Regions from separate parts of the Homo sapiens genome. Here region 1 is linked to region 2. A link is an interaction called in ENCODE POLR2A ChIA-PET data of the cell type or tissue named here. Cell type or tissue: PC-9. All regions are shown on one strand. Links, peaks and the distances in the headings refer to the core of each region. The heading gives the core; the rest is flanking DNA. Region 1 overlaps CRTAC1 (cartilage acidic protein 1). Region 2 has its middle 25 kb from the start of SFRP5.

Region 1 (5,376 bases), core at 115-5,114, 93 kb after region 2:
CTGGCTAATTTTGTATTTTTAGTAGAAATGGGGTTTCTCCATGTTGGTCAGGCTGGTCTCGAACTCCTGACCTCAGGTGATCCACCCAGCCTCGGCCTCCCAAAGTGCTGGGATTATAGGCGTGAGTCACCACCACCAGCGGGACTTAGTTTTGAGTACTGCTTCCGCAGCTTCCTCCAGACCCAGACGTGGTGCAGGGGGCCTGGGGCTATGAGATAAGCAGGCCTCAGAAAGCACAACCAGCAGGACTCCCTCCTCTGCCACTGTGTTTTGCTAACTTGGGCATCCTCTCTGGGCCTCAGCTACTTCATCTGTAAGATGGGGGTGCTGGCCAACAGCCTTACCACTCCTAGGAAGCACAGCCTTTCTACCCTGGAGCAGGAGTCCTGGCCTGCTGTTAACCATTCACCTCAGCATCCCTGGCACCATCGGCTCTTGGTCATGGGGTCTCCCTACAGTTTCCAAAGGGCTTTCAGGTGTTGGTAACAACAGTGAACACTGACAGCGTGCCCCAAGCTGTACCAAGTGCTTTATGATGCTAACGCATCGAAACTTCACATCTCCACGAGGAAGGTGCCAGTGTTATCATTTCTGCCTTAGAGATGAGAAGGTGGAGCCATGGACAGATGCAGTGAATCGCCCAGTTGCCCAGCAGAGGTCCGAGAGATCCCAGAGCCGGTATCTACTGTGCCCCTGTTACACTGCCCACCCTATCCCACGCCCAGCAGCCACCATATACCAAGCTTTGTGCAGGGATTTGGGATTCAACAGAGAATGAGACAGACCCAGGCCCCATTCTCATGATTCCCATGGGAGCGATGAATACAAGTGATTATATTATAAGCTGGGAAAGTGCCACAACAGCACTGTTACCATGTGGTGAGAGAGATGGGTCATTTCATTTGGGTATTGCAGGAGGAGTAAGAGTTTGTGAGGCGGAGAAGGGAAGGAAGGAGCGTTCCAGGGAGAGGATACAGTGTGGGCCAAGGTACAGCAGCGTGAAAGGGTAAGTTGTAGCTGAAGATCGGGAAGAAGTTCAGAGCGGGAAAGAGTGTCAGAATGTGTATCAGGTGGGAATGTGTATCAGAGGAGACTGGGGAGGGGCTTCAGAGGCTTCACACTTACGAGGTGGGTATTTATCCCCATTCTCCAGATACTGACATTGAGGCTTGACAAGGGGAAGTGACTTGCAGGTGTCTGAGCTAGGACTGGAAACCAGTCTCCTGTCCTTAGGCGCAGCTCATCCCTCTGCCCAGGAAATCTGCGTAACATCTTAAGTCTTTCCGGGGCTGCACGGGCTGAGGGGGACTGGCTCCCAGACACCGCACACCAGCAGCCTCGAAGCCAGCTGGTCCTGCCAGGCCTGTGTATAGGGGAGGGCTGAGCAGAAGAGCGCCCCCCATTAACCAGCAGAGACATGAGGTCAGGAGCAGCAGTGAGTCACCTCTGGCAGCTTTTAAAGGACAGAGGCCAAGGAGGCAGAGAGAATTGCACTTTTCAGAAGAATTACAAACAAAACAGATGGTGGGAATACAGTTGGTAGAATATTTTTGCACTTTAATAAAGCAATTTTTATGTGGGCCACTGAATTTCCCTTCCCTAAATGAGCATCAGCCGGCTCGGAGAGGCAGCTCTGAGTCACCTGCAAGCAATTAGCTGAAAGGCGGTGGCATGTGTGGGTGGGGCTGGGGCACCAGCAATACCAGGGGCAGTGGAGGCGGGAGGGAAGGGGGGGAGGGGGAAGGGGGGAGGGAGAATGGTTGGGGTGGCTGCCTGAGCCAGTGACTCCCAGTGGAGCTGGCGGAGGCAAATAGATGATTGGTGTTGTTTTTATTTTCCGGGTTTGGGAGTGAGCTGCCTCAGCCCGCTGCCAGCTGGGAAGTGGAGGGTGGGCATGTGGGGCTTGGGGGTGGGTTCCGAGCAACCAGGTTGGCGGTGGGGGAGCCCTCGACCAGGGCCATAAGCAGAAATGCTTATTTTCAGCTGGAGGTCCGTCTGCACCGAGGAGCAGCAGGGACAGGCCAGGGTGAAGAGGGGCTGTGGAACTTGGTGGGGGGGGGTCCACTGAGCAAGGCAGGGTCCACTGAGAAGGGACCCCACAGCAAGATGTCGCTATGAGAGCTCTGCACAACACAGTGGGCCCTCTGGGAACCCCGCATGCACTCATTACCCATGGACGGAGGTGGGGAGTACAGGTGAGGGCCTGCGTCCTCTGGGTGTGCTCCCGCGGGAGCAGACACGATGTACATGGGGCAAGGCTGAGGCTGTCTGAGAGATGCACACGTGTACACACTCACATACATGTCCGTGTACTCACACATGCGCACTGCACCTTGCTGCAAAGTCATGGGGAGGCAGCGCGTGACTCATGGAGGCAGGAAGGGGGCAGGGGCCCTGGGGGCAGGCAAGCTGAAGCCTTGTGAGTGCTGGCAGGGGAGCTTCCCGCCGGCCCCTCCCCTCTACTCCTCAGTCATGCGGGACCTCAAGGCAGGCCTTTCTCAGATTCATGTTGTTGACATTCCCGCTTCTCACCCCAACTGCTCAGAATTGGAAACAATCTAACTGTCCTTCCAGAGGGGACTGGGTAAATAGATGATGAGTGTGAGTGCTGTCTCACAGTGAAATACTCCACAGCACTGAAAGGAAACAAGATATATGCACAGACTTGGTATGCTGTCCAGGATGTGTACACACACACACACACACACACACACACTCTCACACGTGTATGTAAGACAGGCTCTCACTCTGTTACCCAAGCTGGAGTACAGTGTTGTGATCATAGCTCACTACAGCCTCAAACTCCTGGCCTTGAGCGATCTTCCTGCCTCATCCTCCTGAGTAACTGGGACTATAGGCTTGCACCACCACACCGGGCTAATTTTTGTAGAAAGGGGGGTCTCGCCATGTTGCCTAGGCTGGTCTTGAACTCCTGGCCTCAAGCAATCCTCCCTCCTTGGCCTCCCAAAGCATTGGGATTACAGGTATGAGCCGCTGTACCCAGCCTTGGACATAGGTTAAGAGGGGGAAAAAAAGCAAGTTACAGAAACAATTGGAAAATATCATTCTTTTGATTTTAAAAATTGCCAAGAAATATGTGTCTGTAAGTGTGTTCCTGTGTATATGACACGTAATAAAGGCATATCACAAGCATGACCTGTCCAACCTGGACCACTGTGTTGGAAAACTGCTCCTTGTTGCCCCTTCCTCTCTGCACTCCCAATCCATTCCTCTGTTCTGCATTTTCTTTTCTCTTTTCTTTTCTTTCTTTTTTTTTTTTTTGAGACGGAGTTTCGCTTTTGTTGCCTAGGCTGGAGTGCAATGGCACAATCTTGCCTCACCGTAACCTCTGCCTCCTGGGTTCAAGTGACTCTCCTGCCTCAGCCTCCCGAGTAGCTGGGATTACAGGCATGCACCACCACGCCCAGCTAATTTTGTATTTTTAGTAGAGACGGGGTTTCTCCATGTTGGTCAGGCTGGTCTCAAACTCCTGACCTCAGGTGATCTGCCCGCCTTGGCCTCCCAAAGCGCTGGGAGGACAGGCGTGAGCCACTGCACCCGGCTGCATTTTCTTTTTTTGTAGCCCATTATATCTTCTAACATTTTATATATTTACCTATTTACTATGTGTATTATGTATATAAGTTCCTTCTACTGGAACGTAGATGGCTTGTGGCAAGGATCTTCAGTTTTATGTTTGGCACACAGTACGTGCTCAGTAAATATGTAGTCACTAAATGAATCAAATGATATTGAGGGAAGGTGAAGGAAGAAACATTTACTTTTTCCTTAATATTCCAAACAGTGGTGAAATGATGAGTAATTTTTCTTCTTTTAAAAATAGTTTTCTTATTTTCCTATAATCAATATACATTGTTTTTACAATCAGAAAAAAAAAATTTCCCAAACATTCCCGTTCTTTGGACTGGACCTTCCCACTTCTGGGCCTTTGGCCAAGCCAGCCCAACTCCTAGAATGGTCTCCTTAGGCCCTCGTCCACCCCTTCTAAGCTCCTACTGTCCTTCTAGACCTAATTCCAGTCCCACTTCCTCTGGGAAGCTGCCCAGAACAAAACTGATTTCTCTCGCCTGAGTCCTCTCATGGCCACGGGGCCAGTATGGCGGTGTGTCCAGATCTGCCTTGCATGAGAGTCCCGTGTCCATCTGCCTTCCTCCGCCCACTGCCAGCCTGGAGGGCAGGGGGCATTTCTTCTCTGCCTCTTTCCCCATGTCTCTGCCTCTCTTGGTCTTCCACAGGTTCACCTCTGTCTTTCTGTCGCCCCCTGTTCTCGCACCCCCATGTCCTTCCCTCCATCTGGCCTTCTCCACTGGCGCCCTCGCTCCTGCTCCATTGCTGGCTCCCCCATCGGTCAGGAAGGGCTGTGCTGAGCTCCACTCATAAAAGATCCAGAGGGGCCTTGGAGCTGCAGGGATGGAACTGCCCCGCCTCTCGCTGTGTCCCTGGCGGCTGGGTTGGCCACCTGCTGAGGCGCCTCGTGACCCAAGGGCCCTGCCCCTAGAGCAGCCTGCCTTCTAGTGCCGCTGGGAATGGACCCTGTCAACAGAGAGAGGAGTCTGCCGGGAGGCCCCTTAGAGCAGTTTGAGCCAGAGTTCAGACCAAGAACAAATCCCAGGGCCTTGCAAAATAGCAAGGACTTGCACCAGGCGGAGCTCCCAATGAAGTGCAGTGTACATAAGCCTGAGTGTGGGGAGTAGGTGCCCAGAAGGGGCTCTTGAGCCTCCTTCTCCCCACCACATGACCTGGCTAAGGCTTTCCAGTTAAAAAAGCAATCTATTCTCCTGGCAGGGCAGATTCTGGCCAGAGAAGGGACCAAGTGAGGCCCCTAATACACCTCTTAAAATAGCAGAGGCTGCCCCTGAGATGTGGGGAAGGAGAATCTCAGCCCCCATTCTGCCCTTGCCATTGATTTGCGAGGTGAGCCTCAATGTCCTTATTGGCACAACGGAGTGGGGGAGTTGATATCCAACCAGAACCCTGGATAAGCAACCACCTACGATACCGTGGTGGTCACCTTGGTGCTTGGCTGGCTGCACAAAGCAGCTACCAGAGGTGTTAAGCCACAGTCAGGAACTCAGACCGTGGCGTCAGGGAGGTGGGATCCAAATCCAGCTCTCCTTACTCTGTAGATGTGTGGTTTGGGGCAAGTTACTTGACCTCAGCCTCAGTTTTCTGACCTGTAAAATGTGGGTTATGTTACCTGATTCTTCAAGTTGTGAAAATCAAATGAAGTGACTTAGGCAAACCACTCAGCCCAGTGCCTGGCACATACTAATTGCTTGATAAGTGTCGGCTACTGCTACTTTGCAAGACAGGACTATGTATTTAAAAGGTATCTTGTGCCTTTAGGGCCAGCTT
Region 2 (5,376 bases), core at 293-5,292:
AGGCCTGCATCTTCTTCTTGAAGACTGTGTCTTCAAAGCCAGCTGGAGAGCTCTCTCTGAGGTGTCACCATCTTTAAAAAGGCTCACCTGATTAGGTCAGGCCTACCCAGGATCATCTCACTTTCTATTAACTTAAAGTCAACTGATTATAACATTCCATATTTGCTGGTCCCACCCAGACTAAGGAAGAAGAGATCATACAGGCCATGCATAGTCAGGGTAGGAATCCTGGAGGCTATTTTAGAATTATCAGTATGACAAAAATTATTTTCACTAATAACCATGTAATAATCAGTAATAATTATTTTTAAACAACTTGTTCTTTCATTTTGAAACAAATAAACACAAAGAAAATGTCAACTTTAAACATACTGTTCAAATTCAGTAAAATGTTTTGTGTATAAACAAATGTTGTATTTACCAGACAAAAGCATTCATACTTAACATCATGGTTATCCATTTTAAACACAAAACAAACCTCCATAGAGTGGTGCCATAGAATGACAGAATTGAAGAAACTCAAATTCTGTTTTTTTTCATACTCAATAGACTATAATTTTTTATTTTGAATAAAATAAAATAAAAATAATAAAAAATGAACTAAATAAATAAAATACCCTTTAAATGCAGGAATGTGTAGTACTGTATGATTTGGGGACACAAACTGCACTTGAAGCCAGCTGGAATGATTCTTTTTTTTTTTTTTGAGATGGAGTCTCCCTCCGTCACCTAGGCTGGAGTGCAGTGGTGCGATCTCCGCTCAATGCAACCTCCGCCTCCCAGGTTCAAGCGATTCTCCTGCCTCACCCTCCCTGAGTAGCTGGGACTACAGGTGTAGTCTGTAGTCTGTAGACCATGCCTGGCTAATTTTTTTGGTATTTTTAGTAGAGATGGGGTTTCACCATGTTGGCCAGGCTGGTCTCGAACTCTTGACTTCAGGTGATCCACTCACCTCAGCCTCCCATAGTGCTCAGATTACAGGCGTGAGCCACCATGCCCGGCCCAGCTTGAATGATTCTCAACTGTTAGGAACTTACCCTACAAATACACAGGTGGGAAACAAGCAAGGTGCCCTTCAATAAGTAAATGGTAAATTGTGGTACATCCATGCAATGGAGTGTTATTCAGTGAGCAAAAGAGATAAGATACACTGTCAAACTATGAAAAGATACTGACGAACCTCAGATGCATGGTACTAAGGGGAAAAGCCCATCTGAAAAGGCCGTATGCTGTGTGGTTCCAACTACAGTGCATGACATTCTGGAAAAGGCAAAGCTATGGAGACAGCAAAAAGATCAGTGGTTGCCAGGAGCTGGGGGAGGGAGGGATGAATAGGTGGATGGCAGACGATTTTTAAGACAGTGAAACTATTCTGTGTGATACTATAATGACGAGTAATATCATTACATGGTCAAAACCCATAGAATGTACAAAGCTTTTGCTGGTCATTAGTGAACTCTAATGTAAACTATGGATTTTCATTAACAACAGTGTATCAGTATTGGTTCACCAATTGTAACAAATGTACCACTGTAGTGTAAGATGTTAATATTAAGGGAAACTACCCGCACTCAATTTTTCTATAAATCTAAAACTGCTCTAAAAATGAAGTTTACTAATTAAAAATATATCACAAGCATAGCTAAGTCAGCGTGTGTCTAAGGCTGCCCGAATAACCGAGAGCTTTCTAAATTAACTGTCATGTAGAATATGATGCTTATGAAAGAATAAATCACGAAAGTGTGCTAATTGGAAGTTAACTTGTATGAAAGCCCAGCAGTATAACCACGTCACTTGTTTAGAACTTAGACCAATGAAGGATTTTTTAGGGAAGGGTATTTTATCACTGATATACCTTAAAGGAATTGCTTGGTGAGAATAGCATGTAGATGGCCCCTTGGTTTGTTTTACTGATGTTTCCAATTGTCTACCAGCACACTCCCATATTGCCTGCACCTGGGAGGGCCCACTCCCAGCGCCCTGCTCTCAGCGCCCCCTGCCAGCAATCCAGGTGTTCTTTCCATACTCAGTGCGTCCCTGGATGCTGCATCCCATCTCACAGGACCTTGTTAATGGGCAGAAGAGAACTGTTTCTTTTCTCATGTCCCTTTTTAACTTTTTATTTTTAATAGGCTTAATTTTTTTAGAGCAGTTTTCGGTTCACAGCAACATTGAGAGGAAGGTAGAGAGATTCCCCATATACCCGCTGCCCTCCCAACATGCACAGCCTCCCCCATTATCCATACCGCTCACCAGAGTGGTACGTGTGTTACAACTGATGAGCTTACATGGGCACACCATCATCTCCCAAAGTCCATGGTTTTCATTACGGTTTGCTCTTGGTGTTGTACATTCTATGGGTTTGGATAAATGTCTAATGACACGCATCCACCATTATAGTATCATACAGAATAGTTTCATTGTCTTAAAAATCCTCTGTGCTCCACCTATTCACCCCTCTCTCTCCACTAACCCCTGACAACACTGATCTTTTTACTGTCTTCACCATTTTTCCTTTTCCAGAATGTCATATAGTACATAGCCTTTTCAGACTGGCTTATTTTACTTAGTAATACACATTTAAGCTTCCTCTATGTCTTTTCATGACTTGGTAGCTCGTTTTTTTTTTCTTGTTGAATAACAAGATTGCATTGATTGGCCACAGTTTACCTATCCTCTGTGTCTTTTTTTAAGAGCAAGAAAGCATTTCCTAGAAGTCTCCCCAGCTGACTTCCTGTCATGTCTCATCGGACAGAATCAAGTCACATGCTCCTTCCTAAGCCAGTTGCTGGCAAGGGGAAAGACGTTACCATGAGTGACCAAGTATCAGTCCTGGGACAAGGAGAGTCCAGCCTTCTCTGAAGTTCTGACAACCTAATACATGAAAAAAATTCTTGCAAGGGCTATTTAGTGAGGATGGAGTCAGGAAATGGCTGTTGGGTGGGTAACCAATAATGTTTGCTTCGGCAACCACATTTTTTTTTTTTTTGAGACAGGATCTTATTCTGTTGCCCAGGCTGGAGTGCAGTGGTGTGATGTAGCTCACTGCAACCTTGAACTCCTGGGCTCAAGTGATCCCCCTACCTCAGCCTCCCAAATAGCTGGGACTACAGGCACACACCATCATGCCCAGATAATTTATTTATTTACTTTTGTGGAGACGGGGGTCTCATTGTGTTGTCCAGGCTGGTCTTAAACTCCTGGCCTCAAGCGATCCTCCTGCCTTGGCATCCCAAAGTGCTATGCTCAGCCTACATCTTTTTTAAAGATAAAATTTAATTTTTCTGCTTATAAAATGCATTTTAGAAAATCTGAAAACTACATAAAGTAAAATAAAACTCACCAATAATCTCAACTTCTGGTGATTATTATTGTTAGCACTGTGCAGTATCCATCTCTTTCTTGATTTTTTTCTCTATTTACTTGCAGTGACACATAGAATGAGATATTAAGTCAGGACTCTTTCTCTTCCAGTATTGACTGAGGCACGAAGACAAAGGTGCCACATGCAGAAGGAGCTGTGGGCAGCACACTGTGGTTGAGAACTGGGGAGATGGCAAAACGGGGTCAGGATCTGGAGATTTGGGAGAAATTTGAGAGAATTTCTTTGTAGAAGGCTATGCTGTGAGTCCCAACCCCTTAGTGCCAACCTGTGAGGGAGGGAGGTTACCCCTCCCCTCAAGCCTGATAAGATGGGCTACAAGGAAACCCCTTGGAGGAGCCTAGGGTGTGTCTCTTGGAGTTTGGGAGGCTCAAGGATCATGACATGAACCCAAGGAGTCTAATGGGAAGGGCTTTGGCTTTCAGCCTGAAAAGGTGTAGCAAAGACAGCAAGTGAAAAAAAACCTGTGTTGGGAGCCAGCTCCTCTTCTATGGATGGTGAAGCAAAGGAGGTGTGCATGTTCTCTGTGGACCAGATGAGGCCATGAGTGAGGGAGATGCAGTCTAGAGCTGCTTTAGTTTCATTCCACTGGAACCACCTGGAAGGGTGGTGGGATTCCAACTGAGGGTCAGGGTGACTGGGCCACAGGAAATCAGACACTCTGGGGAGAAACAGTTAAGTGCACTTGAAACCTTCAGAGGCTCTTAGGATCTCTCTTAGATCTGAATTCTGTTCTCCCAGGCTTCCTCAGACCCCTCCCATAGGTACCTCTTTGCACCTTTCCCATCTGGTTTCCTATCCCGGTCCTTGCATATACTCCTCTCTACTGCCCAAGGTAACAGAGTACCAACCCCCATGCCCCTTCCTGTGTCTTACAAAACTCTGCCATCTCAGGCTTCAGCCAGAGGCTAATGAGGTCTTCCTCTGCCCAGACTTTTGCAGGTTGAAAATTAGGAGAGGGATTTGACAAAGAAGGAAAAGTTTAGGCTTTCTCTACCAGGGCTGTGACCAGTGTTCTACTTACTTAAGGAAAAAAACACCTCACTATCATCAAGGAACCCATAGGATAGAGTAAGGAATGCTCTGCTGCATGTTTTTTCTTCTCTCCTGAGACTTCTCTTAAAAGTGTGCTAAGTCTTCTAACTCTGTCTTCTAGGTCTCTTATAATTGCATCTATATTTTTCATTCTTAATCTCTCTGTGCTGCATTCTAGATAATTTCTTAAGACCTAATTTCTAGTTCACTAATTCTCTTTTCAGCTGTATATAAACTGCTGTTAACCCTATTCTTTGAGATCCTAACTTTTTTTTTTTCAGAGCTAGAATTTCTATTTGGTTCTTTTTCAGACTTGCTATGTCACTTTTTATAGTTACTTATTCCCTGCCAAAATTTTAAAACTTAGACTTAAAAAAAACCCAGACATGTGTGAGAAGACTTTTATTTCTTTAAATACATTAAGCCTAGTTGGTTTTAGTTTCTACCTGATAATACCCATATTTTATGTACTTTGGGACCTATTTCTGTTGTCCATTGTTTCTTTTATTCTTAGAAAAATAACTCTACCTCCAGCTCAGTGCTACCCAGGCTGTGACCAGGCTGTGATCAACTGTAGCTCTGAAAAAAAAATTAGAATCTCAAAGAATGGGGTTAACAGCAGTTTAGATACAGCTGAAAAGAGAATTAGTGAACTAGAAGTTAGGTCTTAAGAAACTATCTGGAATGCAGCACAGAGAGATTAAAGATGAAAAATATAGATGCAAATGTAAGAGACATAGAAGATAGAGTGAGAAGACTTATCATACTTTTAAAAGAAGTCTCAGGAGAGAAGAAAAAGCATGTGGCAGAGCATTCCTTAAGTGACTCATCCTATGGGTTCTTTGATGATAATGAGGTGTTTTTGCCCTTAAGTAAGTAGAACACTGGTCATAGCCCTGGTAGAGAAAGTCCACAAAGCAGCTTTGTAGCTGAGCTTAAGCAGCTTTGTAGCTGGGTTT

Evidence for each region. ChIA-PET counts read pairs that join two places held together with the same protein. Peaks named below come from ENCODE experiments on the same cell type or tissue, not always from the same donor. Only the 100,000 strongest peaks of a DNase experiment are listed, where the experiment ranks them.
Region 1: POLR2A ChIA-PET joins it to region 2 with 7 read pairs; 3 of 35 experiments call an interaction of 5 or more read pairs at or near these places.

The regions. Positions count from the first base shown.
Region 1 is chr10:97,887,403-97,892,778 of GRCh38, forward strand. All of the region lies in intron 11 of CRTAC1 (cartilage acidic protein 1), which reads right to left. Among named protein-coding and RNA genes, the nearest start is that of MIR3085, 14 kb to the left of the region's middle. RefSeq lists enhancers at 798-1,411, 1,412-2,024, 2,025-2,637, 2,250-2,544. In PC-9, for the core only: a CTCF peak has its summit at 1,388; DNase peaks (open chromatin) are centred at 169, 1,629 and 2,459; H3K4me3 peaks cover 472 bases; H3K27ac peaks cover 2,992 bases.
Region 2 is chr10:97,794,097-97,799,472 of GRCh38, forward strand. No RefSeq gene overlaps it. Among named protein-coding and RNA genes, the nearest start is that of SFRP5, 25 kb to the left of the region's middle. In PC-9, for the core only: no CTCF peak of the experiment used is centred there; no DNase peak of the experiment used is centred there.